Linked DNA regions of Mus musculus: all the other regions are linked to region 2. Evidence: chromatin loops called from intact Hi-C (ENCODE). Cell type or tissue: heart. All regions are shown on one strand. Region 1 holds the start of Jak1 (Janus kinase 1). Region 2 holds the start of E130102H24Rik (RIKEN cDNA E130102H24 gene). Region 3 holds the start of Gm24468 (a small nuclear RNA gene). Region 4 holds the start of Gm12796 (a long non-coding RNA gene).

Region 1 (8,000 bases), 93 kb before region 2:
TGCTGGGACCAGCTGTGAAGACCCACACATCAGAAGACAAAGTGGAGACAACACAAAAGGGAACTTAAGGTTTGATCCTTTCCAATTGCCTCAAATGGCAAAAGAGTGCATGTCCCTCAAAGGCAAGAAGAGCATTCACAGGAGTTCTTCTCCTTCCTCTGAAACACCGGCATTTCAGCACGGCAGCTCTTTCTAACCGTGTTACCAGGAAGGTTTTGAGACCGGAAGCTAGAGTGGCATATCTCTCTGAGGACAAGAAGAGTAAAGCAGAGGAAGTGGCAATCGAAGGGCTGAAGACAAAGCTTGGCACAAATACATTAGCACCAATGAGTCAATGTCCTTGTACCTTGCATTACACAGGAAAAAAATCTCTCACTATCTCTCCCAGAGGCTGATGCCAAACTCCAGAATCCAAGCGCTCCTCCTACCCCAGCCTCCCAAGAACTTGGAGGACAGATGCGTACCACATACATCTAGCATGGTCCGAATTCTTGAAAAGGGGGAATAAAGGGCACAAAGAATGAAGCAGCACTACCCTCACCCACTCCAGCACCAACAGCTCCCTTCTATGGTAAGCCTTCTTCCAATATCCACCACACTCAAAGGAAACATGGGAAAGGCAATACAGAGCACAGAGGATTTTTTCTCCTCCTGTACTTAACTACTTCCTTACATTTTCCAATTTTTCTACAGTGAGTTTCTTCCTTGTCGTGTGAAAATAATCTTTGTGATTAAAAGAGGGGGAACTAAAAAATCTACCCAGAGAACTAGGCATACTAAATCAATCCCCTCCTCCCCGCTGTTGTCCCCCCTCACATAAACACACACACACACACACACACACACACACACACACACACAGAGAATCCTCAACATTAGCTCTTCCCTGCTGCTTGACATGCAGCAGATGAGCTTAGCCTCTTCCCTGGCTTGCACTGTGTCTAACAGTTCATTCACGAAGTTTCTTCACAGCAGCTCTCGTTTGTATGTCCTTGGGTTTTCACACATCATGCTTGCATTCCTTGCCTGGCTTCTCCACCAAGACTGCATTATAAATATCTAACCTAGGTGTCTTCATTTCCTTCTAGAACAGGAAAGCCGAGGCCAAGAATGAAATCACTTGCCACAACATGCACCCCGGTATCTCTTTTCTCACCTGGCACCCCTAAGCATCATCTCTCCTTTTGAGCACTAGTGGCATTTTGACCCAGGTCATACTTCGCTATAGGAAGGGCTGTCCTGTGCATTACTGAGTGTTTAACAATACATCTAGCCTCTACCCACTAGATACCACCTTCCCCAACAAGGTGTACCCTCCCAAACTCCTCAGAAAATATCAATGTCTCCCTCAGCATGAAATTTTACCAAGCTGTTAACCACCAGTCTGAAAGATTCATCAAGACTTCTTCACGGCCTCTGCTCTATGGCAAGGCTCCATGTCCATTAAGCCACAGTGCATTAGAGAACATCAGAGGTTGCTTGTTCAGCTAGATTCTGCTTAAATAGCCCATTCCCTGTCCTCCTGAAATGTCCTATGTGATTTCTTTTTTAATGATTTATTTTTTATTTTGTGTGCACTGGTGTTTTTGCCTGCTTGTATGTCTGCGTGAGGGTGTCAGATCCCCCAGGAACTGGAGTGACAGACAGGTGTGACCACCATGTGGGGTGTTGGAAACGGAATCTGGGTCCTCTAAAGAGTTGCCAGTGCTATTAACCACTGAACCATCTCTCCAGCCTCGTAAAAATTATTTTTTTAAAAATGCTTTGTAAAAATACGCACATCTCGACAGGCAATGGTGGCACACGCCTTTAATCCCAGCACTTGGGAGGCAGAGGCAGGCAGATTTGTGAGTTCAAGGCCAGCCTGGTCAGCCAGGACTGCCAGGGCTACACAGAGAAACCCTGTCTTGAAAAAAATATGTGTGTGTGTGTGTGTGTGTGTGTGTGTGTGTGTGTGTGTGTGTGTGTGTGTGTATACATCTCAGACAGTAAATCTAGCAGTGTATCATCTCACTAAATTATACTAAGGATATAGAGAATATGTGTCCTCAGTGGGAAAAAAGAAAGCACAGAAAGTCTGGCAGCTAGAAAACACAGATCCTGTCTGACCTTTGCTCAGCTGTAAATTGTTTTCGATTAGTACAATTATTTATAGTGTTCTCTGTATAAAAATGAGTTTAAATCTACATATATTCTACGTAGTTGCTTCATTTGTATTTCTCTACAAATATATGTGTTACTTAAATTATTCAGAATAAACAGAATGATGTCTTCAGACAACATTAAAATCTGTAGCTGGTAATGTGCTGTTGAAATCAGTCAGTCTTCTTTCGAATCACTACCGTTCATAAAGTCAAACCTCTCCAAACTGGCAGACCTCACAGTCCTTTTTAAAAGCCCTGAGGTTAAGTTCCCTTGTGTAATTTAAGGCAAGCACATTCCCGTAAAAGCAACCCTATCCTCAAAACTCCATATTTTTCACTAGCTTTTTATAGCAGGTGTCCGAATTAAAGTATTTTTACAGCCTAACTCCTCCTAGCACCTTAAATCTGTAAAGGGTGGCTACCAAGTGGCCAGAAAGATAATGATCTTCTGGGTAAGACAGACTGATACTAACACCTGCCTAAATTACAACAAAATAGAATATGTTAGGAAATGTATTTGCTATTGTACCAATACCTAATTTATTCTCTTTCTAACATCTTTTCCCAAAGCCAGTAAATTGTGTGCTGTGAAATGGGACTGAAACAGAACTAGCTGTATTCACTGTAAAGGATAACAAAAAAAATCTAAGCAACTCCCTCCCCTAAAAAGTACAGCAGTGTAGACAAACTGAAATACAGTTCAAGTTAATATGATACTAGAATTAAGTTATGATTACTATTTGTAATGTTCACACTCCCTCTAGGATGATGTATCTGTTTCTTTCTACATGATCTCAATCCATACAGAAGAGGCATTTATTCCATTTTATAAAGCATGTTATACCAGAACTGTCTAAATGCTGGCCTGCAGTCTCCATTAACCTTCACCATGATGCACAAGAGAACAAACCGATCACTCAATAAAAAAGTATCCCCTAGATGTTGGAAAACTGAAGCCAGGGATGAAATGACTTTGCACACAGGGCCCCAAGTCTAATTTTTTACCTGGTAACCACACATGATCTCTCAACTTGGGTACTACTGACTGACATTTTGAACAAGATCATAGTTGCTCCACATAGCCCCAAATTCCAGTACTTGGAAAACATCAGAGTCCCCACAAGCAAAAGCAATAGGCAACACAAAATGTGGTTTTTAGAAAGGGAAGGTATAAAAATTTAATCAATGCAAAATGTTCATTTAAAAAGAAAAAGAAAAAAGTTTTTTACACCACCCGTAACTCAAACATTTTCTTTTTAAACGGGGAAGGCAACACCCAAAGACTAGATAATTTTATCTGTCTCAGCATTCTACTTATTTAACGGCCCAAGTTTTTAATGCCTTCTTCCCTGAAAGAAGTAAAGGTAATTTTATACTACCGTAAATACCTGCGACTGAGCTCTATGACTGGGGAGGAATTTTAATAGCATGGATACTGATGTATCCAAGCAGAGGCAGAAGACAGGTCACAGCCATGAATTAAGACTATTAGGGCCCAGTCCTAGTTCCCGAGAAATCACAGAGGATACACCTCCGAAGGGGGCACACAGGCACCAGGAGATAACCACACCTCTGGTCTAGTCTCCCTAAAGAACTCCCTTCATAAACACTCATCATCCTAGGAGCCTGGGAGTGTCTCCAGAGGGGTGCCTACTGCTTCTGAGTCGACGGGGGCGTTCGTTCGCGCGGAACCGGAGCCAGGAGTTGGGGAGCCACAGACACTGGTCCCAGTTTCGATGAATCGGGTCCCTTCGGGTAGGACCTATAGTCGTCTCTCCCCATTCCCTTCACCCATGGCCCTCCATCATGCTACATTCCGGCAAGCTGCGGTTCGGAGTTCCCGGGGCGCGCCCCCACGCAGACCCAAACCCCAAAAGTCCCCCACCCCCGCAAGAGCTGACCAGGGGTGAACGCGGGCCACGACCCTCGGCGAGTCCTGCGGTCCGGGCTGTTGCGGCGCCAGAGGCCGTCGGCGCGCAGGCCGCGGGGCCATAAACAGGATGTCGGCGGAGCGGGCCGCTGTTAGCGGAGCGGCCCTCCCTCGCCTCCCGGCAGCCCCGCCGCCTGGAAATCCCCGCCCCGGCCGCCCTGGCCGCTCGGCCGCCCGGCTCCGCGCCCCTCTCACGGTCCCCGAGCTGGCCACGGCGGTCTCCACCTCCCCACCGGGACACTCACCACTTCCGTGTGCGCCGGGCCGCGCGGCTCCTTGGCGCAGGGTCGATCTGGGTCAGGAGTCTGGCAGGCAACTCAGCCTGCCGTGCAGGGTCCGGCGTGGACACCCGCGGCTAAGGAGAGGCACCGAAAGGACGAGCGAGGCTGGGCGCGGACCCCGCGGCGCGTCAGCGGCTGCCGGCTACTCCGCGGCTGCGGCGGCCTGCGCTCTAAAAACGCACCGGCGCCCCGCCCCTCCAACTCTGAACGATCACGCCCCTTGTACGGCCCAGCCCCCGTGACGTCAGAAGCTGCTCCTACAATTGGACAGAGCCAAGACCCAAGACTGAGGACCTTGGAGTCCCCGCCTGCCCAGGCTCGCACTCCAGCAAGTGTCTCCGCTCGCTTCCGCTTACCAAGTAGCTTGTGAGAATTGAACTCAAACTGGACATACTGGCACACTTCTTTAATCCCAACACTCCGGGAGGCAGAGACAGGTGGATCTCTGTGAAATGACCTGTCCCCCCACCCCGCCAAAAAAAAAAGAAAAAGAAAAAAAGAAGAGAAGAGAAGAGAAGAGGGGAGGGGAGGGGAGGGGAGGGGAGGGGAGGAGAGGGGAGGGGAGGGGAAGGGAGGAGAGGAGAGGAGCGATGAAATCACTCACGCAGGGAATAAGAATTTGCCCTCTGGAGCAACCTGTGCCCTTGGAGGCATTATCCGTGCCCTGTGTGTTTACATCTGCCCCATCCCAGCCACTCTAGAAGATGGTTCTGGAAAGACTTGCCTAGCAAGAACGAAAGTCACTTTGTCAGTTGTTGCGATAAAATATTTGACAAAAGTAATTTAAGGAAAAAAGAGTTTATTACCCTGTACAGTTGGAGCGAACACAGACCATCATGATGAGAAGTCGTGATGACAGAAACTTGAGGTGGAAAGTCACATTGCGCGCATGCTCAGGAAGAAGAGAGGATGAATTCTTGTGTTAGCTTTCTCCTGGGTATTAAATCCAGGACCACAGTCCATGGAATGGTTCTGCCCACAGATAAAGTGGATCTTATCTCCATTACCCTAATCTAGATAATCCTCAAGGGCACAGCCAAGGGGATAGACTAGTCTACAGAATCCCTGCGCAAAGCAAGTCTTCTAGGAGACCCTAATCTAGGTAATGTTGAAGGGCATGGCCAAGGGGTAACCTAATCTAAACAATCCCTCACAGGTATAGCTGATCTCCTAGGTGATTCTAATAGTCAAACTGACAATACTAACCATCATGAGGACTTAACCAGAAACAAAACCTCCGGCTTCCACGAGTTTCTTCAGGCCCAGCCTCTGTTCTGTGGTGTAAGAGCTCCAAAAGGAGCAGGGGAGAGAAACAAACTATGGAAAAGAGTAATAAGAATTAACATCCATTCCTACCTAATCTGTGTCCAGTGCTTTTGAGTTTTCATTATCATAATCTTTCACAGTAGGTTTGTTCAGTCTTATCCTATCCACAAAAACAAAATAAACAAACAAAACCCTGTAGCTCTCAGGTGTCTTCCATTCTGGCATCTTAAACTTGTGGGGTGTTTGCCAGAGAAGACCTGATCAGACATGGGCTTAAGCCTTTAGAAAGACTTTCTTAGCTGACCAGCAACTACAGTGGGTGTTCAGGATCCCAGTGTAGACCGGAGTCTTTCTCAGGGTGAGCTTGTAAGCACAAGAACCATGCCCTGGGTTGACATACTTCAGTTAACAAGAACAGTTAGCCAGACGCAGAGCTACAGATGCCAAAAAGCAAGGTTAGCACACTCAGAGACTTTCCCAGAACCATGGCCTTTGATGGATTGGGCCTTTGTTTTCATTTTTAGCAGGTGGTAGTGTCTACGTGGTGAGTTTTATACCCTGAATAGCACTTCCATCATGGAGTCCGTTGTGCTAAGGTCTAGGGCCCTGTTACAAACCTGTGGTTTTTTTCATGATTTAGTGTGGGGTGCTCACAAAATTGTCATTAAGTAAAAGGTTTCTAAAATGTGTAACAACCCGAAGATAATTTAAAAATCAAACATAATGAATCTGAGGTATTTCTAGCCATGCCTGCCCATTGTGTCCAACTATGTCATTGCAGCCTTGGTTCTGAACACACACTTGGACCTGTAAGGACTGTCACAACACACACTGCCAGCAAGCAACACCTGAAGCACTTTGGCTCAGATGCACCTGTTATGAATTGTACTGTCTGTGTGTCTGTCTGTCTGTCTCTCTATTACTATATATAGAAAGCTTGCTGTTCTTATAAAAACATTTGTTATGACGAAGACTTTCAGTAATATTTCTCCCCTTGTTGCACACCATGCATCCAACTGCATATGTTTGGATTGAATTCTGTTAAAATGATTTCTTAAATTTGCTGCTTACAGGCTGCTGGGATGGCAAGATTATCACCAGGCCTGACAATCTGGCTTAATCCCCAGAACCCACATCATGAACCAAAAGATCTGACCACCAAAAGTTGTCTTTTAACCTCCACATGTGTGACATTACACATGACTGCCCCCACCCACAAATAAATAAATGTTAAAATTAAATTAAATAAAAAATAAAAGTCCTGTTTCAGTTGCTCAAGTTTCACACACAGAAACCAAAGTTTATCTTGCTTTGAATTTCAATTAGGACAGGATTCCCAGCAATTTCTGAAATGACATAAACATACTTCTGTGACCTTGTGATATCAGTGCAAAGAGGGGTCCTTAGCACCAGTGGTGACACAGACAAACATCAGTCAACTCTGAAAGACATCGAAGGTGCTCCGAGTTTACAGCATCAAATATTCAGCTATTTAATTTGTTGTTTAAAAACAAGCAAGCACATCTGTTCTGATAAGTGTTTGTCAGCGTGATGCGAACTTCAGTAATCTACGAAGAAAGAACCTCAGTTGAGAAAACGCCGCCACCAGATTAGCCTGTAGGCAAGGGTGTGAAGCATTTTCTTGGTTGATGATTGATGCGAGGGGACCAGCCCTCTGTAGGCAAGACCCCTGTGCAGGTGGTCCTGGAAGTTATAAGAAAGCAGACTGAGGAAGCCATGAGGAGCAAGACAGTAAACAGTGCTCCTCAGTGTTCTCTGGTTCATTTCCTGCCTCTAGGTTCCTGCCTTGACTCTCCTCTGTAATGGATCCTAATCTGTAAGCTAAAATAACCGTTGCTCCCTCAAGTTGTCTTTAGTCAACGTTTTATCATAGCAAAGAAAACATCAGTTTGATTAGTGAGAAAACTCACTTTTTAAATAAATGATAAAATTATATATGTGTGTGTATAAATATCAAAATTACTTTCAAAACACAATTCTTTTATTCTTCGTTTTTTAATTGGATATTTTATTTATTTACATTTCAAGTGTTATCCCCTTTCCTGATTTCCCCTCTGCAAGCCCCCATCCTATTCCCCCTTACCCTGCTTCTCTGAAGGTGTTCCACCCACCCAGCCACCCACTCCCACCTCACTGCCCTAGCATTCTCCTACACTGGGGCATCAAGCCTTCACAGGCTGAAGAGCCTCCCCTCCTATTGATGCCAGCTAAGGCTCCTTCAGTCCCTTCAGTCCTTCCCCTAACTCCTCCATTGGGGTCCCTGTGCTCAGGCCAATAGTTAGCTACAAGCAGAGCATCCGCATCTGTATTGGTCAGGATCTGGCAGAGCCTCTCAGGAGACAGCTGTATCAGGCTCTT
Region 2 (8,000 bases):
AGGGCAACACAGAGAAACCCTGTCTTAAAAATCCAAAAGGAAAACAAAACCTTTACCCCACTAAGCTAAAATTAGTAAGTGACATATTATAAACCTGTATTTCTTTTCTATACTGCCTTCAAAAAGCCACTGTATTTATACTTAAAACATATCTTGATTCCAGTTCTTAATTTTCAAGAGATATTTAATCTGTATTTAGATTCAACAGTGTGTATATATATATGTGTGTGTGTGTGTATATATGTGTGTGTGTGTGTGTGTGTGTGTGTATGCATGCTAATGTTTGTTTCCCAAACAGTTAAGTTTCCAATACCTGAGTCATTTATGGATTCTAAAAGTTAAATGAGTTTCAAACTTGATCTCATCAGCCTCTTTAGTTTAGATGGCTGGAGCCTAGGGTTGCTAGGGGCTACAGTAGTAGCTGGTACAGACTATTCTGTCAGTCACTTAGATTTTTTTAAACCTGAATCCGGATACAAGCCCTTAACCCACTGAGCAGCAAGTCTTGCTGCCGTATACACCAACTGTTCCAGTATGTTCTTTTTCTACAATACATTGCAAAGCAGCTGTTTCTGGAAAGTCGGCTCGGTAAGGAGAAAGGTGTTATCTCAAATCAGGGGCATAGCCAGCCAAGCTTAGTGGCACACACCTTTAATCCTAGAGACAGGTGATCTCTGAGTTCCAGGCTAGCCTGGTCTATGGAGAGAGGGGGAGGGGAGAGAGGAGAGAGGAGAGTGGAGAGAGGAGAGCGAGAGAGCGAGAGAGCGAGAGAGAGAGAGAGAGAGAGAGAGAGAGAGAGAGGGAGAGAGAGAGAAAGAGAGAGAGAAAGAGAGAGAGAGAGAGAGAGAGAGAGAGAGCACACCACACAGAGAACAACCAGGGTTAATTTCCAAGGAAAAGGGGAGAAACCTTGACACTGGAGCTTCTTTGTCTAGGACATTAGTCACCCTGTGAAAGTTACAATTATTGTTTACACTAAGCCTCTCAACTTTCAGAGAACAGCTGCCGCTGCATCCTAAGACTCACTCTTCTTCAAGTACCCCTTCCTAGCTTCTGTCTACCAGGCTGATCTACCAGGGTTGCAGATCATAATCCACGAGTCCCACTTTATACATACAAAGACCTGCTACTGTTTACATGCCAACACATATGAATAATAAACACCACACCTCAGTTATCATTCATGAGCCTCAGTATTCCAGACTACCTCGAGAAAAGCATTTACTAACACTATAGCTTTCTCTTCCCTTTCACGCTGGGTCACAGCTCACTTTGTTCCCCCAGCCGCTGATTTCAAAGTTGATCTCGTGAAGGAACTGGATTCCTAAGGTAGTTAGTTCTATTTTGAGCCTTCTTCCTGTTCTGAAGCTAAAGTTGGAAGGGCTTAGTGGTGATGTCATGGAAGGGAGAAGTGCCTTTTTTCAGAAGGGTCTCTTCTGGCAATTCCCAGGACACATAGGTGGTGAACGATCCCCCTCTCACCATCCCTCACCTCTCCTTCCCTCTGGAGTCCCAGTTAGTCACTAGCCAGGAAGAAAATCAACTCTAATAACAGGCAATCACACTTGCATATTTTATATTCCAAACATAATAAATGAAAAGACAGAGAAAAAAATTGCCTAGTTCTAGGAAAGGGGTGGGGGTGGCTATCTCTCCCCATCCACTCTCTCCAATATAAGGCCAGGAGGAGCAAAAGGCACTGCAGAAAACAGCTGTTAGGAAGAATTCAGGAGGCTCCGGGAGGAGAATGCTACGGGGGTTTTGGAAACCGGAACTTGAGGACACCCCCCCCCAAATCCTTTCTTCTTCCCTCCCTCTTGGAAGAGACTTGGGGCTGGGTGTGCCTTCTGCTTTGAGAAGCATTTGGCTCGGTAGAAAGGCAAGGGGCCAGGGTGCGGCCCACAGGGAATAAAAGCTTAGGCCTGGCTCTGGGCTAAGTTTAGTGGGAGATAGAGGAGACCGGAGAAGTGCAGGTCTGAGTGGAAGACCTACTGTGGAATTAAAAAAAAAAAAAACCCTCACTAGGGGCAGGGCGGGAGACACCTCTCTTTTTCAACTTAAACTCAACAGTTCATTGCCGGTGGGAAGAAGGGTGAAGAAAGAGACAAATTTTAACGTAAACTGTGAATTGCAACTTCTGGGGACTAGAGAGGGCTGACGTACCAACGCTATCAGCAGGTGAAAAGAAGCGCCTTTTACCAATTCTGGGGTGTCGAGGTCTGGCCAAGCTCTGGTGGGCAGGGCACTGTCTGGCTTCTTAGCTCACCTCGCCTCCAAAGCGGGAAGAAGCATAGGTGTGGTCTTTCTCCAGGAAGGTGGCAGCTGGCTTCGCGGGGCAAGGGAAAGGATTCCTCACCGGGAAGGCGGGGAGGAGCCCCGGGGTCAGCTGCGGCCAGGAGCCGGGGTCTTCGCCAAGTCCCCTCCCCCTCCTGAAAACCGACCTGGACTAGGATCGATTACAGCAACACCCTCTCGCCTTCCCAATAATTTCGCAAATAATAGTAATAAGCCCAGCCCCTCTGGCGCACGTTTAAAACAAACAAGCAAACAAACAAAAACCCAGAGCCCTGAGCGGTGGAAACAAACAGGTGAGTCCAGGGAGAAGCGGGAAAGAGTGGGGGATAAGAGGGGGGGCGTTCCCAAACGTAAGGGGAAACAGAGGTTCTCCCAACCTCTCTCCATTTTCCTTCCCCCTGCCCCCCAAGAGTCTGCGTGACAGGCTAGGTACCGCAAAGCCCACTCTGACAGCCTTCCCGCAGCCCGCGCCCCCGCCTGCCTACCCTAGGCTCCCGTGTCCAGGCTTCGGGGACCGCGCGGCGCTCGCCCGCACCCCGGCCCGCCACCGCCGCCGCGGGGACTCCGCTCTTCCTCTCTCCGCCTCCTCCTCGCAGACTCCTCCCGCCGGATCCGTCATGTAAACAACATCCCGGCTCTATTTCCAGCGGCCGCGGGACGGCGAGGGAACCGCGCCAGCGCCCAGCCACCGGGCGGGGGTGGGGGGAAAAGCGAGTGCGCCACAGCTCCGGGCCTGGCCCCGAGCTGCCGCCCCGCGCGGTCCGCCGCCTACCGGAGCTGGCGCCGAGCGCCCAAAGGCGTCCAACAGCAGCCTCCGCCCCCGCCGTCGTCTCCGGGCTCCGGGATACGGGGCCGGCCCGGGTGCGAGCGCCGTGCGCGCGCCGCACAGCCGCTCTCTGCGCCCCGCGGGCCGGCCAGGGCGCGCCGCCAGCCCGGGGCCGAGAGCGCAGCACCCGGAGCGCGCACACGGACGCCGCCCCCGCGGCCGCGCGCACCCCGCACCCACCTGCGCCCTCGGGGGTCCCGAGCCCCCCTTTCTTTGTTCATCCCGCTATTTGCATGAGGATTATCTAATGACGCAGCAAGGCTCGCCACAACGTGACCGTCGCCATTTTTCTGTTTTTATTCTAGCTTTGCCATGTGATAGATTGGGGAAGGGGGGGGGGGGGTGGAAAAGGGAGAGAGACAGGATTGAAGGAAAAAAAAAAAAAAAAAAAACTTCCGGGTCTCATGACCGGGAAGGGAGAAAAACAAAAGGGAGACGAGACACAACTCCAGGCGAAGGACGTGGTGCGTGTGCGCGCGTGCGCGCCGGTCTCTCCGTGCCCAGGAGCCGGAGGCTGGGGTGCTCCAAGCATCCTCCCATCATCAGGGTCCGCGGATCCTGGTTGTGCGGGCCTTGTGCTCCATCCTTCTGCTGGGTACCCGGCTGCCTGCCCTTGCCTGGCTCCAGTGGCTCAGTGGTCCATTCAAATAACAGAATCGGAAGACCGCTGCATTTTCTAAGTTGTAAAACAGTTCGCTCCGAGGACCCCCACATGGCGAGGGCAGGGGGAATCAGACCAGTTCAGATTTTCTTTCTGCTTCCTTTTCTCTTTTCCTAAAGCTGGACGCACAGCTTAGGGATGGTTTGTGGCGTTGCGGGCTTTTTGGTTTGGTTTGGTTTGGTTGGGCGAGGGCGTGCATCGTGGCTGGATTTATTGAGGTAGAAATTTAAATAAAAGGTTCAGTGCTAGGAAGGGTTGAGAAGACTGCTGCAGAGCTTTGGGCCGATTCGTGTTCTACCGTGTTAATTCACATTCACAGGACGTGATAGGTGCCCAGAGTTCACGGTTGCTGAAAGGATAAATGTCTGGAACTCTGCCAGGTCTCAGTGACAGAGTTTGGTGCTTTCGGTTACTTGTGTGTGTTCCTTCAAGAGCTTTCACTTTTGTTTCTCTTCTGCGTGCCTCTCGTATGATTGAAAGCAGAAGTGGACCTTAGCGTTGACTAGGGCGCTACCACTTACAGGTGAGAGACACAGGGTAGGTCTAAGCTAAATACCGTGTTAGACCCCAGTTTGTTTGGACCGAGAGACAGCTGAGGGGGTAAAGTAGAGCCTAGCACCGTGCAGCTGTAGTTCCGTTTTGTAACATTCCTGTGCCTAGAACTTAAAGATGGATAACTCAGAACTGCTAACCCCACAGGACTGCTGCGGGGGTTCATGACCTCTTCCGGCACCTTTCTTGAGTGTTGACTCAAATATGTGTGTGAACACAGCTTCTTTTCCTCTTCTTCTGGGGAGCATCCTTGTCATTGAACAAGGCAACATGTGTGCTGTGAAGTGTTTCTGTCCTGCTCACAGAGTTGAAAGCTCTCCTGTGTCTTCGTAATATTTATTTCATGGTGCCTTTCAACGTCGGGATTCGGGACAATGACTGGCTTTTCCGCTAGTGGGGACAAGCTTTGAGAACCACAGCTCTCTGTAGTCAACACTGTTTTCTTGCCATAAAAGCCAAGGGAGGCTTGAAGGAGACCTTTCCCACAATCCAATCCTGACCAGTCTAGGAAATTCCTTGCGTGTTTCCGGTAAAGGTTGGACAGAAGTCGTTTCATGGCTCTTACACCTTTTGCTGACCATTCTTGGCAGGCTTCTTTGGTTGCACATCCAAGTAAAACATACTTTGTTCTCTCAACTTTTTAAACTAACTGCTTTCCCCCATCTTTTTTTTTCTTTCTTTCTTTCTATATTTGGCTCCTCTTCTTTGAATTCTCTCAAATTCAAATAAATAAATTAGTTATGCCGACTCCTGCTCTTTTGCTTTCATGGACTAGACTACAAATGCTTGAAGTCTGAACTGCGATTTAATCTTGTTGAGTTAGGAATCAAATCATAGGTTCTATGTTTTCCTTAGAGGGGAGTAGGAACTGAACCCAGGGCCTAATGTATGCTAGGGAACAGTGTCCCTGATCTGCACCCTAACTCAGAACCTCTAGGTCTGGGACCCTATGAATTAGCTCCCAGTGCTAGTAGCAGGCCAAAAAGGGCTGTTGAAAAGATGCATGTCCATATTTATATGTCCATGTTATATATATATGGACCTGGGAGATTCTGTTGCATAGCTGCGTATATCTGTATCTATGAATAGGACAGATAATAGCTAGAGGCCCCATGTGCTACTCTCGATAACCACAAGAATGGTCATAACTTAGCTATAACACCATAAGCTTTCATTGAGGTGGGAAGAAGCCTAATTATATAACTAAATCATCTGTTCCTTTAACTGTAAAGCTGAAGAGAAAAAGAAATTGATGCGAACTCCAAGAGTGTAATTATAGGAAAAACACCCACGTCTCTTGCCATCAATACATGAGCACTCACACGTTTTCAAGGTCAAATTTTGGTCTTCAAGATTACTACATAGCTGCTGATTAAATGCATTCAGGAGTCCCAATAATCTTCTGCTAGTTGTCAAATTTATACCTGAGAAATATATATCTTGAAAAATGATAATCCCTATAAATAAAACCCATGTCCAAGTGAGGGCATGGTTTTTGCTGTCGTGCGTTAGTTACTTTTACGTTGCTGTAATAAAATACCATCCCCAAGGCAACCTATAGAAGGAAGGGGGGGGGGGATTGTGGTTCCAGAGAGACATGACTGCATCCTGGTGGGGAGGCATAGCAATAAGCAGATATGGCAGCAGATGCAGGAAGCTGATAGCTCACATCCTTGACAGCAAGCACCAAGCAGAGAGAGCAAACTGGATGAGGTAGGCGGCTTCTAATCTCAAAGCTTGCCTCCAGTGACATACTTCCTCCAGCAAGGCTGCCCTACCAGAACCTTCCCAAACAGCACCACCAGCAGGAGATCAGGCGGTTAAATGTCTGAGAGCATGGAGGACATTTCTCTTTCAAAGCACCACAAGTCAGTTCTGAGCTTAGTTCTGATGATCCTAACAGTGTAACAGTGTCTACCTAAGCAAACTACTTCTCAGTTGTGCTTTTCATTTCTCTCTCTCTCTCTCTTTTCTTTTCTTTTTTTTTTTCGTTTTTCGAGACAGGGTTTCTCTGTATAGCCCTGGCTGTCCTGGAACTCACTTTGTAGACCAGGCTGGCCTTAGTCCTGGAACTCACTTTGTAGACCAGGCTGGCCTTAAACTCAGAAATCCGCCTGCTTCTGCCTCCCGAGTGCTGGGATTAAAGGCATGTGCCACCACGCCCGGCTGCTTTTCACTTCTTTACCCATATGATGAGCATAGCACCTTAGGATTAAAGTTTAGTAAAAGACACGGAAAACACTAAGCGTGATATTTGGAACAACATGTTCACTGGAGAGTGGCTATCCCAGGAGTAGCTCGTGCTATAATCCCAGCACTTGGAAAGGCAGAGGCAGGAGGAGCTCAAGTTCTAGGCTACCTGGGGCTATATTGCAGTAGAAAATGAAGCGAACCAAGGAAATTCAATACCGTTCCTATTAGTGAAAGGTTCTGTGACATAAAATAATCCAGAATAGGTTCTGCACTCAAGACCTTCAATTGTAACCTTGAAAAGATGTATAAACGACCAGACAGACAGGTGGGCCGGACAAAAGGAGCAGCAGACCACTGCTGCTGCTTTGTGGTATCGACCTAAGATATAATTAAGATCTAGAACTATCACCATCCACACTGTAGCAAAGCCCAGTCAGAACACATGCAAAGAGCTTCCCTCTCTGAAGAGTGAAAAGTTGCCTTCTCACACCAATGAAGAAACTCAATCGAATTGGCGTGCTTCTGTGGTTTAAAAAAAAAAAAAGCAGTTTCTCAGCAGGTTCCTTTCACCCTGTGAGAAGCATCCCAGTTGTGTCGTTGACGAGCTCTTGGAGAAACGTAGTTAATAGGAAGCCCTTTTAGTTGTTAATTAATTAAAACACTTTAATCAAGAATCATTTTCTAAGGAACTTGTTCCCAGCCCTGAGTCAGGTGCTAAGAAACACGAACGATGAAGATAAGGACTTTGCTCTGGAAGAACTCACACTCCAGTTGTACTTTATTAAACAAGTGTTTATTCATTATCCACCAGGAGGAATTCAGTAATGGATAAGACACTAGGCTTTGTCTATTGGGAAATCTAGCAAGTTAATAATACACATATTGGTTCAACTTCCTCAAGAAGTATGTGATTGGCTGGTGGTAGCCCACATCTGTAATTCCAGTATTTGGGGGTGGGGGTGGGGCACTGGAGCAAGAGACTCAGGAGTTGAAGGTTAGTCTCCCTTACAAAATGAGCTTGAGACCAGTTTACAGGGTTACATGAGACCCTAGCTGAGGAAGTGAGTGAGTCTAAATTGAAGTGTGTGACTGGCACAGGTTTCAAGCAAGAAAAACTTTATGTATCTATATTTTTGGGTTTTCTTCTCCCTACGGCTTTTATTCCTTAAGACAGAAATTACCCTCGAGAAGGTAGTTTAATCTCTATATCTTTTTTTTTTAAATGTATTCAGTCCAACTCCAGAAGTTCCCATAGTTTATAACAGTCTCAACCTTTTATTTATTTATTTATTTATTTATTTATTTATTTATTTATTTATTATATGTGTGTACACTGTAGCTGTCTTCAGACACTCCAGAAGAGGGCATCAGATTTTTGTTATGGATGGTTGTGAGCCACCATGTGGTTGCTGGGATTTGAACTCAGGACCTTTGGAAGAGCAGTCAGTGCTCTTAACCGCTGAGCCATCTCAC
Region 3 (8,000 bases), 170 kb before region 2:
AGTCCCATGCACCTACTTGGGTAGAATAACCCTCCTAAGGCCATTTAAATACAAGGAGTGTAGCTGAAATTTAAACATGCCTCCTTAGATTTCAACTCATGTTATTACCTCATTTGACAAAGACAAAGGGCTGCAGATGTCACTCAGCAGCAGATCACTTGCCTAATCATCAGGCCCTAGATTTGATTCCCAGCACTGTAATTACAAGTAAAAGTGCGGGAGGGGTCTGCAGCATGCTCATGGCCCTCATGGCCCTTGATTCGATCCCCAGTACAATAAAACACTCAATCAAGCTTCATAACACAAAGGAGTTATCTATTTCATGACGTCAAAGCCTGCCTAGATTCATTTCCTGCCTCAACTGTGCCACAGTTGTGTTGTGAGTGATGAGAGATGAGTGGCCTCCAGCTGAGTTGATTTAATGTAGCCTACGAGGTGAGGTTAAGATTCTGACAGGCTCAACAGCACATTCCCTTGATGACCCTGGATATTCTCTTTTTTAGATCAGACACCCACACCCACTTACATTTGGTTTCTGCCGCCACTGGATCCCGAGATTTCCAGTCACCATGACCTCATAGAGAACATTGCCACTGTCATTCGAATGGCATCGACTCAATTCATTTTCTGATGAAATCAGTAGCATAGAAGTCTCAAATATTTCAGCTCCATAATGTTTTGTCAAAGTTTCCAAGGTAGCCAGGTATTTCACCTTCAGGTCATGTGTAGACACACTGCTGTCACAGATGGTCTTGTTGTTAAATTCCTTCAAGAAATCCTTGAAAACATTATTTATTCGCATCCTGGTAAGAAGGTTCCTCTGTCTGATGGATTTATTCAATGTTTCTGGAATATATCGCTTGTAGCTAAAAGAAAATAATTTTTATATATACAGGTTAGCAAGAAATGATTAGAAGTCTGCCTCTATGACTTTCCTTGTATGTTTAGGCAAACGAGAAAACAGTGACTATTCCCTGAGGACCACGGATATAAATGGCTGTGAAGAGATAAGACACAATCCTGACAGAGAGCGTGCATGGCATCACGAGTTCCACAAATGTCAGGAGAACTGGAGCCCCTGGCACAACGGAGACAAAAAAGCTGAGTCATCTAGATTTCTGCTTGCTAGTTTAGGGCTCTGTGCACATTAGAACACTCATATGCACGGGTAAACTGAGCACTGGGATCATGTTCACATCTGTAATCCTAGCACTGGGGAGCTGGGGTAGAGGTAAGAGGACCAGGAGTTCAAGGCTATCCTCAGTCATAGAGAGAATTGCTTCAGGGTGAGTTAGAATGTTCTGAAAAGCATCAAGCTGTGCCTTAATCTCCTCTGGAGATTAACACATTCTACGCTGCCTGCCTGTCTGCATCCTGTTCGCTAAAAATTATATAATTTCTTATGAAGATGATTAAAAACTCACAAATGTCAGATACAAACAGTATCTCCCATGTGACTGTGCAAGTTCCCCAAGCTTCGTTACTTGTCCCAGGCTCTCTAGCAATCAGATCTCAACACACGCCGTGCTAACAGGCAGGAGATAGTCTGAAAAAGACCAGGACTAATACCCCTGAAAGAGCAAGGGCTTACTTTAGTTCTTTCTATATTTTGTCCACTGGGACAAGCAAAGGTAAACTGGCCCAAAGAATCCCTATAACAATACTGAGGCATACTGTGAATTCTCAGACCAATCTTTAGCAAATAGTACAGTTTTTCTCTTAAAAGTAATATAATAGAATTACAGGATAGTTGTCAACTTAAGCCACCTGAAAAAATAAAACACAAGGAGTGAAGGTCACATAAAAGTGACCTGGAAAATGTCTAATCCCCTGCCTGAGGAGCGACTGGATACTGACAACACAAAGAGAAAAGGAGATCACCTCATGACATGTGCATACCACTCTCATAAACTCTCCTTTCATACTGGAGCGGTGGACCTGGGGGTGAACCCCGTTCTGTGGTACTGCGGAAGGAACGAGGAGCTCAAGCATGTGAGACACAGCTCTGGCATTGTGCTGTATCCTTTGTAAATAAGCTCTTTAAAATGGGATTGTCTTTTCTTTTCAGCCCTTTTTTATTATTTTTTTTTATTTGAGACACAGTCTCATTATGTAATCCTGGCTGTCTTAGAACTTCCTGTGTGGACCAGGTGGCCTCAAACTCAAGAGATCGTCCAGCCTCTGTCTCTGCCTCTGCCTCTGCCTCTGCCTCCCAAGGGCTGGGACCAAGTCATGTGCCACCGGCGCAGCTTGTGCTATCTCACAGCTCATTGGTGAGTGGAAAGATGATTCAATTTCAGAGATAGACTGAGCAGACAAAATATTAATCTCAACCCACACTTATATAAAATTTTCTGAAACAAATAACTGACCGTCCCGCCTATCAGAAGTAACAGCTCCCAGACCAGAGTGCAGATTAAAGAAGGCAGTTCCAACAGGCAGCAGTATCACCATGGGAAAGACAGGAAGCATGGAGGACATGCAGATCACTCATCTGCCTGGATATTTCACTCTAGTTCACATTTCTGAGATTATCAGTTAGCATAAAGCATATCAAGCCATAATGTTCAATGTGCTACTTAGCACAAATATTCAAAGATTTGATTCATGCAAAGAGATGTCAGAAAAACAGTGCAGCAGCCAAACAAGATATATGAAAGCATATAAAATAGCATTACAGTTAGGTGAGGTGGAACATGCCTGTAATCTCAGTACTTGGAGGTACTTGAGGAAGGAAGAACATGAGTTTGAGGCTAGCCTGAGCTACACACAGCAAGACTGTGCTTCAAAAACAATGTCCCAAATCAGTACCAGGTGCCTACAACCGACTCGGATCATCAGGAAGGCGTACCTGATGTCTTTGGGAAGTTCCGGCAACTGCATCTTCTTCATCATGGCATAGTGGGAGATGGCCAGGACCGCCATGCCCAGGCACTCATTTTCAATATCATGTCCGTCTTGCTCCGTCTTGGGGTCCCGAATGGGAGCCAGGCATTTGATCAAATCATACTGTCCCTTGGGAGCAGAGAAGAGAAAAACTGAGTCACCACCTAAGCTTCAGGAGCCACCATGCTGACCTAGAGAGAAGAGCTGGCCAAAATGCCACCCAGCAAAGAGAAGCATCAGTGTGTCTCCAGGATCAAGGCTGTTCCCACTCAAGTGGAGCACAAGGCAGCTAAGAATATGTTCTCCTAGATGACTTCATTCATTCATTCATTCATCCATTCATTTAGTGAGTATTTACTGAGTACCTGTCAAGGTGCTGGTGAAGAACACAGATTCACAGCGCCCCCCCCCCCCCTTCATGGGGCCTCTAAATTAACAATGCCTAAACACTGTGACTATTAGGTCTCAACTGCAAGGCAGGTGACACGGGCTGACAGCATTAATTTCATAAATATGTACTATTATGGGTTTGGAGACAGGGGAAGGAGTTACATTCCACAGAGCATCATTACCACAAACCATTAGTTTGTTCCGTATGTGTTATTCACATTTCTAGTACAGAAGAACGCCATGAGAGCACACTATCTCACAGATGGAGCGAGGAACATAGCATTCCACAAACCAATGGGGACTTTACAAACAAACAAAAAATAAAATAAAGTATGTAAAACTGGACTAGAACCAGTACCCACAGCTAGCCTTGCTCAGAGCAATGATGGGCAGTGCAGGCTCACACTCCCTAGCCGCTAAGCTCCCTCCCTGCCAGACATGGGAGTTGTTCCTTTACTTCACCTTAGTCCTCACAACAGCCCTGTCAGAGTCCCACTAGGGGAGGAATCTAACTGAGCACAACATCCGGTCCGCTCTGAAGAAGAGAAACAGGAAGCACTAATGTTAGATGCTTGCAAAAAAAAAAAAAAAAAAAAAAAAAAAAAAGGCGAGCCCGATCCTGACTCAGGGCGCCTTTCCTCAACACTCCCACAGCCCACCACTCTCTGCTAGGCATTCCCACGCCGAGGAGGCTGAGCTTCCCAGCTGCTTTCTATCCAGGCAAGAGCGCATCTGGCAGAGTGGCTTCTACTGACTCACTTCCCCTGAAAGCACTTCTCAGTTTCACATTACTGTTTTGCTTTGTTTTCTTAGGGGTGAGATAGGCTGAAGTTCTTTCTGTCCATAGTAGGAGGTTTTTTCTTTCAGGTTAAAGCAAGGTCACTGGCCATTTCCACAAAGTTTTGAGAAAGAACAAGAATTTATACCAACAGTACTGGAGGAGCAAGAACTCTGATGGATGCTGAGATCTTGGAAGAGGAGGGAGAACCTGACTGTGAGCGCTCTAACCTCAAGTAACTGACACTGAGTCTCCTGAAGGTGAGACTCTAAAGCAAGGATGGAGCCATCCTTGAAGCAGGGCAATCTCCTCCTTTCTTCCTGAGTTCTCCCAGTTCAAGCCGCTCCACAGGCTCTATCACTAAAGTCTGTCCCTTTCTGCTCTTTTTTGTTTAAGTCAGTCTCACTGTGTAACCCAGGCTGACTTCAAACTCACCACCTGAGTCTTTAAAGTGCTGAGATTACGGCACTTCACAAGTCTGAGATGGAATGCCTGACCCTCATGATTTTCTGTGCACTATCTATGTGATATTTACAAACTCACTGTTTCTTTTTGTCTCACTTGAGGATATAATGGGGGCACACAGAAACCATATTGTTTCGTCCAAGTACCCAGGGTCTTGACAAATACAACCGCAGAAAGCAAACAAGACACGGACACCTGTGTAACTTGATGTTACATCAATGAATTGATATGAAGCCATTAAAGATGAGTCGATCTGGGACAAGATCTCACAATAACCATGGCCCTGTGTGTGTGTGTGTGTGTGTGTGTGTGTGTATGTGTGTGTGTGTATGTGTATACAGACCAGGCTGGCCTCAACTTTGCTATAGTTCTGCCTCTGACTATAAAGGTACACATCACCATGTCCAGCCAGATCACTATTTATAATGGATATCTAAAAAATGAGAAGGAAGATGAAAATAAGATGAATAAAGATGCGGTTTATAAATAACATGGGCATTATGGTATTTCCAAATGCAGTATACATGGGGTAATAGAAAATTGACATTGAAATCAGGAAACATTGCATCAAACATGCTAGCTATCCCGAAGCAATGCAATTCCAGGCACCTCCAGCCTCTCTTGGCCTGGCTGCTACCTCACTTCCCTTCAAAAGCTACTCTGTGCCCTCTCATGTAGAATACAGCTGATAAGCAAAGTGGTAGAAAGCAGTGGAAAGAAAGTAACTGGTGTGGAAGGCCCATAGCTAGGAGCCTACGGCCTTCCCAGTCACCTGGGCATCTGAGAACAGGCCATAAAGTGCCACTAAGCACAACTGCACAGGGACTCTGAGCCCCACCAGGCCTCACACTCCTCACAAACTTTAGATCTCCTAGCTCAAGCTCCCTACCTGTGCAAACAGATACTCCAGTGAACTGGCATCAAGGAGTGGGGTTGCTTCTGGAACCCTTTTCTTCTCATAGCCGTTTTTCTGCTTCTTTGGAGAATGTCGCCATACAGACTGTTCGTTGTCATTGGTTCCGTGCCAGTTGGTAAAGTAGAACCTAAAAGACAGTATAAAAATGTCAAATGTGGTGGAGGAGTCCCTGGACTGCTCATCTGGGAGAGGTATCTATCTAGAGTAGCCCTTGCTGAAGCTGAACTGCCCTGAGGAAACTGAAGACACCAGCCTTGCACCCTCAACTCTCATCACCCTGAGGCAACATCCCTTCTCTCTCTTCCAAGTGTGCTGTCACAATGTACCTCAGCACCTCTCTTGGGACAGGAGGATAAAATGATGTCCTGGTGGTCACAGTACAATTCTGCTGACCTACATAATGTCTTCCATACCTTCCTAGGTGAAAACACCACCTGCCACCTACAGCTAGCTGCTCCTTCACATCTCTAGTTCTGCTGGGCTGCCCGGCCTGAGCTCTCTCCATTGTGGTCCTACCACTTCTGAAATCAAGCTCTGTCCTACAATCAACACTAATATAGTAGTGTTTCTCGGGTCTCAGATGGCTGTTACTGAATTGGTGATGTATTTTACGATGAGCAAAGCTTCAAAAATGAAACACAAAATCATCAGGTGTGGAGACCCGCTAAAAGAGAGCAGCACTTTCCCCTCTATCCACCTACTCCTAACAGCAAAACCTGCAGGCAGACTTCATCGTTTCCTCTATGCAGATGAGAAAAACTCAAGCTCACTGAGGTGAGGTGACCTAACCCTCCAAGCCTCACTCACTAATCCTTTGGCCTGCTACCTGTTGGGGAGACAGAATGGGTTCTAAGCTGTCTGAGAGTGGCTGAACCAAAGTGGTCCAGCTGTCTTTCAGGCTACAGACTCGGCTCTGTCTGGGGCTCTCTCCCAAATATGCCAGTAAGTTGACAGAAAAGCAGCCATTTCACTGAGAAGCAATGAACAACTCCCACCCTAAAGAGCTGCTATGAAAGTCTGACGACAACAACAGAGCCAGAAAAGGACACAGAGGGCTCTCGGGCATAGCCTCTGCCCTCTGAGTTCCCTGCCCCACAATAATACAAAACAACAGGAAGTGGGACACATGTCACAAGCAGAACTACACTGCACTGTTCACAAGCCCCACATCTCTTTTCCTCTATAAATATCTGTCAAGAGTTACATTTCACAGCTTGACTTAAGCTCAGTTTAATGTGATTAGAAATAAAACATGAGCATTTCATGGACGCCTGATAATACGGTGAGCCCTTAACACCATGTTTAATAGGTAACTTGTCCAGGATAATGAATGCCATACCAGAATTCCAACCTTTTGATATTGCAATATAACATTATCATCTACAAGTTTGTTGAACTACCCTCATAATTATCCTGGGATGCACACAACCTGCAGGCTACAGGTTGGACATGCTTGGCTCTAGAACACAGATGGCAAACAGGTAAGTGGATGAGGCAAGATGCTTCTGCAAGAACAAGATGACTGGCTGAATTAGCTAGGAAACAAACAGGTACATTTTGAAACAGTGTGGGCAAAGTAAGAGCTCCCTGACAGCAGGCCACAGCTGTCTAGCTCAGCACCAAATCCCCAGAGCCACAGAGCAGGTGCTTGTTGTTTGTCTGTGATGCCAGTTTACAGATAAACAACAAACTCAAGGAGTAGGGTCAACATGGGCAGGGCAGGATGGAACTATTACTTTAATGGTAAAAAACAGTGTTGTAGCTTTCCATGATTGTGTACAGCCTGTCTTCTCTGTAGCTCATGAAAGGAACTGGGAGACTGACTATCAGTGTCTTGAATGCAGAAACAACCACAAGCTGCACAAACTACACCAGGTCTCCAAAGCAGATGGTAAACTATCCCCTTAAGTTCCATGTATGTTCTAGGAGACCAGATTTCAATTGGTAGGGCCCACCAGTGCAGTGACATGCTTATGTGGGCCTGGGCCCTATAGTATACTCTTCACAAGAACGGGGCACAGCAGAAAGGAGTCAGTGAAGCTCCACTCTTCCCATAAGCAGGAAGGGAATGACCCACCTGGCCAGCTACAAAGGTTCAACCAGGGCCCTGACTGCAGAGCACATAGGCCAGGTACATTCTGGTAGATAAAAAGCATGTGAGGGCCACAGCATCATGATCAGCATGGCAGTTCCCTGCAAGCTTGCTGAGAGAAGCACTGAAGACAGCTGCTCTCTGAACCAATCCAGCCCATACACACTCCTTCCACATCCATCTAGGATCTTTACATGGAAAGCCAGGTTCAGTGGTGGTGCTTACAATTCCAGTAATTTGGAAGGCTTCTGCAGGAAGACTGAAAGTTCAAGGCTAGCCAAGTTGCCTAGGATACGCTTGGGGGTGGGGTGCTTGCTTTGTCAGCACAAATAGTAAAATTGGAACGATACAGAGATAAGCATGGATCCAGTGCAAGGGCGACACACACATCTGTGAACTGTTCCAGACTTAAAAATAAAAGATGATTACCAATATTAAAACCGTAATTGCTAATAAAGCAAAACTAGGCCACC
Region 4 (8,000 bases), 64 kb before region 2:
TAGTGCTGGTTTACATTCTGGTGCTGGGTTCATGTGTGGGCTTTGTGTCGTGGTCAGGAAGGAAACTTGGGGCTCTGGCACTCAGTCTCCATGCTGGAATAATAGGCCTAATAGTCCAGCCCTGCCTACCCTCAGGAACAATTGCAGTGGGATTGAAGGGTGACAGTGTACACACTGCAAGTGCTCCCTGATTCCCAAGTGCTAAACAAACAAGACGCGTGTGCCTGCTTCAGCCTTGACTCTACAGAAGCAACTACCGCTCTGCTAGGACCCTCTCTATTCTAGGCTGTTGATAGACACTTCACTCTTTTGGTGCAGGAGGGGTAGAATAGGAGAAACCAAACCTGTGGGTGCTAGCCATTTCTGACAAGATCATCTATTCAAACCATCTAAGCAATTACAGATAAAGCTAAATACCATTTGCAACCTGCTGCAGAGATTGGGAGTGATGGATTGGTAAACTGAGAAGAGGCAAGAGGTCTGTGCTCCAAACTCCCATTTGCGATAAGGGAGCTATGTCTGCCAGGCTCGCTGAGAGGGAGAGGTGAATGTGATCTGTAATCTATCTTATTTAGTGTTGTTGGCTCCCCTATCACCCCTTCAAACAAGCAGACACTATCGATGGGCTGTAAGTGGAACTGCAAACGTGGTTTAAGAGAATATTGACAGTCTACATCAATGAAGCTTTCCCAAGTGAGAGACAGTTACATATTTTAAAACCTAGTGTTCTCTGTGCTTATTTCTTTGCTAAAGAGGAAGGCAATCCATTAGTGATGAGAAGACACATGAAAAGGATAAAAGGATAATATACATGATTGCAGCAGCCAGATGAGTTCCCTTTGTGTGTGTGTGTGTGTTATAGAACAATTGGTTGCATTTGAGGAGTCTTACACATTAGAAAATATAACATGCTATCTTTCATTTATTAAAAAAAAAAAAAAGTATGTACCAGCCAGAAAGATGGCTCCCTGGGTAAAAGTGCTTGCAACCAAGGCTGATGATCTGAACTCCATCCCCGGAACTCAAATAATAGGAGAGAACTGGCTCCCTTAAGTTGTCCTTTAACTTTCCCATGCATAGAGTCATGGTCTCATACATGCTCACATGCACACACATACAAACACATGGACAAACATACATACACACACAAAACACATACAAACACACAAACAAACAAACATACACACACAAAACACATACATACAAGTAAATAAATAAATATATAAGATTTCATTTTTAAAACTTAAAAAAAATGAATAGAGGCTGGAAATGGTTCAGCCGTTAACAGTGTGCACTGCCCTTCCAGTGACCCAAGTTTGACTCCCGGTACGTTCACTGGATGGCTCTAGAGGGGATCTAAGACTTCTAGACTCCAAGAGCACCCGAAATCTCAAACACAAAACAATTCATTTGTTAGTTTGTTTTTCAAGACATGGTTTCCTCTGTGTAGCCCTGGCTGTCCTAGAACTCACTCAGTAGACCAGGCTGGCCTCGAACTCTGAGACTTCGTTTGCCTCTACCTCTCAAATAATTAAATAAGTTTTTAAAGGTAGGGGGAAAGACATTTACAAATGTGATATACACTGTATACTGTCTAAGTGTTATGGGCGTGGTGGCTGGTGCCAGTGAAATCGATTGATTCTCTGTAGTTCTCAAAACTCCTGGGAAATGTCCTTTTAAAATTTCCCTCTCCTCTCTGCAAGGACGTTATGGGGTCCACTGAAGTCAAAGATAAGTGATGAAATCCAGCTTCACTATCATCTTTGAATTACTCTTTTTAGTTGCTATGTGAATAAAATGTAAATTTTATTCTGGGGCTGGGATTGAACCCAAGACCCCATACACAAAGCTCTAACATTCAGCTACACTTGCAGCCCAAACTTATCTTTTCTTTTCCTTTCTTTTCTTTTCTCTTTCGCTTCTCTTCTTCCCTTCCCTTCTCTTCTTTCTTTCTTTCTTTCTTTCTCTCCTCCTCCTTTCTCTCCCTCCTTTCTTCTTCAGCATAACAAACTCTATCTTTTTCTTGAGTCCCTGCCCTCTTTCCTAGTTTATTCTCAGTACAAGAAGTTACATAAGACAACACGCCATTCCCCAAGTCAATGAACACATACCAGGCACCTAGGGCACTGTGTTTCTTCACCAGAATGCCCACTGTGCCCTCCTCATTCTTCTGTATTGTTCCCTGAAACCTGCCGATCTGGAAACAAGTCTTTTCTTAATCTCAGGACCTGGCGGCACAGGGCTTTAACATTAGTGAGACCACTGACAACAACGTTTATTGATTTCTCTGCTGTGGTGCACTTTGTCTCCTGGAATATTTGTTGTGTGATACTTAGAGATACTTAGTGAGTATACGGTATGGAAAATCTGGGCAAACTGGTGGAAATAGGAGCAAAAAGCAATAAAGCAGGACAGGCCTGGGGGGAGGGCAATGCTTATCAACCCTCAATTAATACACCCTGTAGGAAATTTATCTATGTAAATAGTTGAGAATGCCTTCTAAGATCGAGCTGCAAGGCTGAACACCAAAGTCCTATTTAAACATCATCATTCAATATACAACCTTACGTTCTTCGATGGGGCATTGGTTAAGTAAATGCAAAATGCATAGTAATCATTAACATATGCATGGAACATATTTTTTAAAGTAATATTTAAACAAGAAAATGTTAGTAAATGTTTTGGTTCTTGTGAGTTCATGTAGTACGGTTATTAATCATGCTGTTAGTGGGTCTGAGTGCTGCCATTTCAATTTTTTTTTTCATTCAGGTTTTGAAAAAAATTACCTGACTTTTTAAAGACTAGTCATTTTATGATTAAAAAAAGATTATCCAAACAGCTGGGATAATTTTCAAGGTTTTATGATTAAAACAAAGAAATCCTCCCATTAGCCTATTTTGCTTTCCTGATAAATGTTTCTCCAAAGTTCCGTGTGCACCCTGAAACTGCTACAGGAGGGCGCCTCAGAGGGAGCGTGCTGTGCTCAGCTCAATTTACTGGACTTTGCACAGCTGGAACCAGCTGCTCTGGGCTGTAGCAGTTCCTGGAGTTTGCAGGAGGCGCAGACAGGCCAGCTCGGAGCTCCGCAGCCCCACGCTGTGTCCCCGAGGCCCGCGCTGGCAAGCGGCCTGCGCGTTGACTCCACTTCCTCTGCTCGCTTTCCCGGAGATGCCCGCCCACGCCACCGCCGCCCTGCCGCTGAGAAGTCACGCTCCAGCCTCCGAGCTGCTCGGAAGCTGCCGCGAGGGAAGGCAGTGGCGCGTGGACCCGCGAACTGACCAGAATAGCCCTAGAATGGGACCAAGAGACGGCTGTAGCTGTCGTTTAGTGAGATGACACCGGGCTTACGTTGAATTTTCTGTGGACTGAATTCGATCTTCCGCCTGCAAGAGCCAGCGTCGATCGAGGCTACTTCAGGTCTCCGCCGGGTGTCACTATCAGGAAACCCAGGCCCAGATGTTTCTGAGAGCTCTGCCAAAAGGAGGGCGAAGTAAGCCCCTAGATGGGCAAACTCGTAATTTCAACTCCCACTTCTCTCCTTTCCCCATCTCTCTCCGCTCTCCTTTCTCCTCTGTCTCTCAGTTTCACTGTGCACCCCAGGCTGGCCTGTGTCTATCTCGCTGCAATCCTCCCTCCTCAGCCTACTGCTGGGATAACTGGCAACTAGTTCAATTGGTGCCTCTGTTTCCCCAAATCTTACTGAAAATAGTGACCAGATCTGTGGAATGCTATCCAGCTCTTCCAACAAATACCATGATACCACCCTAAGGGCCCCAAAAGCACACACACAGCCACCGGAAACAGAACTTAGTTTCGGGTCTGGGCCAACGCCCTATACACTTGCATCTCAGCCACCCGTCCCATATCTAGCCTGTCCCCGGACTTCGAAGAGAGGCTAATAACAGTATGCATGTCTCAGGATCTACGGCCGGAGGAGCGCCCAGGAACCCGCGGGCGTATGTCAGCGAGCCTGCACCGGGCGCTGGGCAGCCCTGGGTCCTGGGCCAGGCCAGCTTTGGCGGCGGGGAGGCGGACCTTTTGATCCCCTCCGCAGAAGGTCCCCGGTTCGGCTGCACCCCGCTGAAGCCGCTGGGAAGCTAGATGTAAAGAGTTAGCGCGGTGGCCGCCTCCCCCACTTCCTGCGGGGTCCCCCGCCGCGGCCCCATTGCACAATCCCTGCCGTGCAATCGCCCCGTGACTCGCACCCAGCCTGAAATGGTTCCCAGGTTTCCAAGCCTAGCAAAGAACCGCGGCGTCCCCGCCCCGACCTCAGGCGCACTCCAAGCCGTATTTCTTCGGGTGACTGGGCCGCACTTTAACGTCTAGAATGCACTTGTCAAAGAAGGGCAAGTTCACGCAGCAGCCACCAGCTCCAGGCTGGCGCCGGGTGGCTACAGCTGACTTGGCCCTTCTCCGTGGTATACCTTCAAGCAGCACGTTTTGGGGGTGGGGGAGAAACAGGCATGTGCCATAGAGGAAGGAGGGGGAAGCTGTATTGCAGATCTTCAGGAATCCGCCCTGACACCGACGGTGGACCCAGGAAGCGTGGAGGCAGCATACAGAAGACTGTGTCAGTAGTCCACGCCATTATCTTAGAGACAGGAAACCTAGAAATTAAATGGTGTGCCTGAAGTCACCTAGCTAATGTAGACTGCAGGCAATGTCTGGGTTGTAGTTGTAAGGACGAGGTGGGGGATGGTTTCCTTTTAAGAAAATAGTGCGCCTTCCTTAGCAATCACTGCAACTCCTGACTCCACATTACAAAAGGAAGCAATAAGTCTAGCCCCTAAAAGGGCTAAATTTGGCAGTGTCCCGGGAAGGTATCAGCTACTCATTTCAGTTATTTTCACCAGTTGAGAGCACTCGAAATATCGCACAAAATACCTAATGAAAAAGAGAGGGACCACGAACGTTTCTCCAAGATCAGATCTAAAATGCCAAGTTCCCAATAACATTACTTTGATGATTAAACTGTTCAGTGTTCTGCCGATGTGCCAGCTGGTTTCGGAAGTGAATTGTCAAGTGAATTGCTCTATGCTGGACTGGATCATTTAGGCTTGGAATAGATTTGCTGCTCATCTTTCAGAATATTCAGTCTGAAAATATACGGGACAAGGACAGACTTACAGGCTCGCGTGTTGTCTTTGGCATTTCTAGGGTGACCATGTATAACAAATGTTTAATTTGGGCACCAGATGCCAAACAAATAGATGTGAGGATCAAAGGAACCCAAATTAAAAGTGGTAATCATGGGCTGGAGAGATGGCTTAGCAGTTAAGAGCACTGACTGTTCGTCCAGAGGTCATGTTTTCAATTCCTAGCATCCACATAGGGGCTCACAACCCTCTGTAATGGGACCCAATGCCCTCTTCTGGGGTGTCTGAAGAGAGTGACAGGGTTGTCATATCATAAAATAAATCATTTTTCAAAAGTGGGAATCATGAATGAAGTGATTCTTTTATGGGTTGTAAAAAACTTTCTACAATGATGGTTATAACTCAGTTGTGATAATGTAACCCAAACGAAAACTCTTGGCTGTGAAGGAATTATGTGATGGCATCTCACAACTGCCTTAACTGGAGCTCCCAGGGATCTGTCATCCTTGCTGATATCTGAATGCACCTAGGCACACTCCCCACATACATAAATAAATAAGTAAATATGAAAATAATTTATAAAGTTGATCAAGGTGGCGCACGCCTATTATTCCAGCACTGGGCAAGCAGAGGCAGGCGGATTTTGAGTTTATCAGCCTGGGCTACATAGCAAGTTCCAGGTCAGCGTGGGGTATACATAGCAAGACCCCATCCAAAAATAAATAGTAAAATAACATAAAATTTATAAAGTAATAATTAGATACTATTTGTCGGTACAAGATATAAAACTGAATCAGTGACTCTGAAGAGACTAGACCTAGATTCAGACACGTGTAAATAAGGCCTGAAGAATCTTTATTTAAGGAAGGGCCTGTCAGCAAGTAGTGCTGGAGTAGTATAACTTTAAATATTTTCATGTTCTTAAATGAGTATAAACGATGAAGAATTAGGAACAGGAATACACTAAAGCTCAGACATGTATTCATCAGGAAATTTCACGTGGTGCTTGTCATTAAAGGAGATGGATAGAAGACTAACACAGTTTCTTTGGGGAAGAAGAAACTCAAATTATCATCAAACCTATGAAGAGATCGTCAAATTTGTAAGCAAGGATGGAAATCCAAAGTGCAACCTCCCCAGGACATTTCTGCACACCTAACAGACAATTCCAAGTGAGGAGGAGTGTTGTGTGACAATAGAAACTCTTGCACACTGCTAGTGAGCATGTGACTTTGTGCAAGCACACTGAAACACAGCTTGAGGTTGCAGCATGGAGTTGTTGCCTAGCATGCACAAGGCCTTGGGTTAAATATCCAGTACCAGCAAAAATGAGAAGAGGAGAAGGGAGAGGAGGGAGAGGAAAGGAAAAGCATACAGACTAATTTCTATAGCACCATTGTCCATAATAATAAAAAGAATTGAAAGCAATCCAAGTATCTGCCTAGAGTAGAATATGAAATGTGTCTTCCCAAGAGGGGAGGTTACAGAACATGAAAGTAATGGGCTAACATCTGCATGCATTAGTGTCCATGAAAAAAAAAAAAAAACAGTGCTGGAAGATGCGAGTCGGAAGAAATGTTATGTGTTAGTTCATACCGGGAAGAAATGTTATGAGTTGGTTTTATAATAAAGTCCAAAATGGGCAAAACCATTTTTTGGCAGTGGGATACGGACAGGTGATGGTTATCCTATGAAGGAGTGATTATTCTAAGCTTTGGGACATTGATCACTAAAAGGTGTTGGAATCCCCCACCACCTTCAGTAACTCAGCAAGGGACCAGAGTTTGCACAGGACATACCAAAACTAAGTTTCAGCACAGAGGAGAGGTATTTGCCCCAGAGGGACAAAGGGCAGGGATGGGGGAGGGCAAAACCTGCCAGAGCTGTGTTTGCCATGCTCAGGCCTCCTAGAACCCTCCAGTTACCTTGCTGGGGGACGGAGGGGACCAGTTGAGGTCTCTGAAATGACTTGTTGTGACTTGGAGGATGCTTTAGGAAGAGGCTAGACGATGCTCATGTTCATTTTAACTCTTTAATATATATATATTTATGCCTTATATATTCTTCTATGAAAAACTTAATTATATTTATTTCTTTTGGGGGGCGGTGTTGGAGAACAACTTGTCAGTGCCGGTTCTCTCCTTCTACCATGTCGGTCCTTGAAGTCAAACTTGGCAACAAAGCACCTTTACTCACTGAGCCATTTTACCAGCCCCAGTATGATTAATTTTGTTAAAGTCACAGTTGGCTAAAAATAAACAAATAATAACTTCCTCTGGAAGTTTTGCTCTTAGAAGCTGGAGGTTTCTTTCTTAACCAAACCAAGCAAATTACAATTATTGTGTAAATTTACCAATAAATACGATTGGTGAACTCTCTCCAATGGGCAGCAGCCGCATTCATGTTAAGATATTCCATAATTAAGTCTATTTCACCAACCTTTATGACCACACCATCATAAAAAGTGAGTAGTAGATATTTTTTTTCTAGCAAGAGAGATCTTATATCTTCCCAAACTTTGATACAACAACAAAACTATCCTGTTGCACGTGACATAGATCGAATGTTATTTGGTAAAATAAACTCCTATTTGGTAACTGATTATCAGTCCACTAAGCACTTCAAGTGGTTCCCTGAATCATGAACTTGGCTTTCCCATCTCTGCAGTCTAGAACGTTTGCACAACAAGCTGCATTAGAAGTTTTTCAGTGTGTTTTTCTCTTTGGAGTCTCAATAAATGCAGCTTAAGTACACAACATAAGGCAGACCAATATATATGTGTTGTTAACAAAGAGTTCCTCATCAGATGTCCTTTCACGTGCTTGCTTTAGCAAAACATCCTCTTTCCTGTGTCTGCTTCGGCAAAACGTCCCTCCACGCTTCTGCCTTAGTCTTTCACCTGTA

What was found. A loop is a pair of places that touch in the nucleus more often than their neighbours do. Peaks named below come from ENCODE experiments on the same cell type or tissue, not always from the same donor. Only the 100,000 strongest peaks of a DNase experiment are listed, where the experiment ranks them.
Region 1: a loop joins it to region 2, with 4 times the contacts of the local background. A loop is called at or near these places in 9 of 42 quality-filtered maps.
Region 3: a loop joins it to region 2, with 2.4 times the contacts of the local background. A loop is called at or near these places in 4 of 42 quality-filtered maps.
Region 4: a loop joins it to region 2, with 6 times the contacts of the local background. A loop is called at or near these places in 6 of 42 quality-filtered maps.

Annotation. Positions count from the first base shown.
Region 1 is chr4:101,260,723-101,268,722 of GRCm38, forward strand. It overlaps Jak1 (Janus kinase 1), which reads right to left and starts at 4,560. Exons shown (of 25, transcript NM_146145.2): 1 at 4,320-4,560. In heart, no CTCF peak of the experiment used is centred here; a DNase peak (open chromatin) is centred at 4,579; H3K4me3 peaks cover 1,896 bases; H3K27ac peaks cover 1,322 bases.
Region 2 is chr4:101,353,301-101,361,300 of GRCm38, forward strand. E130102H24Rik (RIKEN cDNA E130102H24 gene) reads right to left here and starts at 2,948. Exons shown (of 2, transcript NR_040708.1): 1 at 2,781-2,948. It overlaps 0610043K17Rik (RIKEN cDNA 0610043K17 gene), which reads left to right and starts at 483. Exons shown (of 4, transcript NR_040640.1): 1 at 483-588. In heart, a CTCF peak has its summit at 3,038; DNase peaks (open chromatin) are centred at 1,891, 2,391, 2,941, 3,591 and 3 weaker places; H3K4me3 peaks cover 4,052 bases; H3K27ac peaks cover 3,799 bases.
Region 3 is chr4:101,178,929-101,186,928 of GRCm38, forward strand. Jak1 (Janus kinase 1) reads right to left here. Exons shown (of 25, transcript NM_146145.2): 5 at 5,409-5,562; 6 at 2,852-3,015; 7 at 527-866. Gm24468 (a small nuclear RNA gene) reads left to right here and starts at 7,836; the gene lies at 7,836-7,939. In heart, a CTCF peak has its summit at 3,756; a DNase peak (open chromatin) is centred at 3,883; H3K27ac peaks cover 966 bases.
Region 4 is chr4:101,289,050-101,297,049 of GRCm38, forward strand. It overlaps Gm12796 (a long non-coding RNA gene), which reads right to left and starts at 6,637. Exons shown (of 2, transcript XR_003955080.1): 1 at 4,036-6,637; 2 at 2,639-3,471. In heart, CTCF peaks have their summits at 3,079 and 3,280; DNase peaks (open chromatin) are centred at 3,112 and 4,172; H3K4me3 peaks cover 1,963 bases; H3K27ac peaks cover 1,766 bases; H3K27me3 peaks cover 386 bases.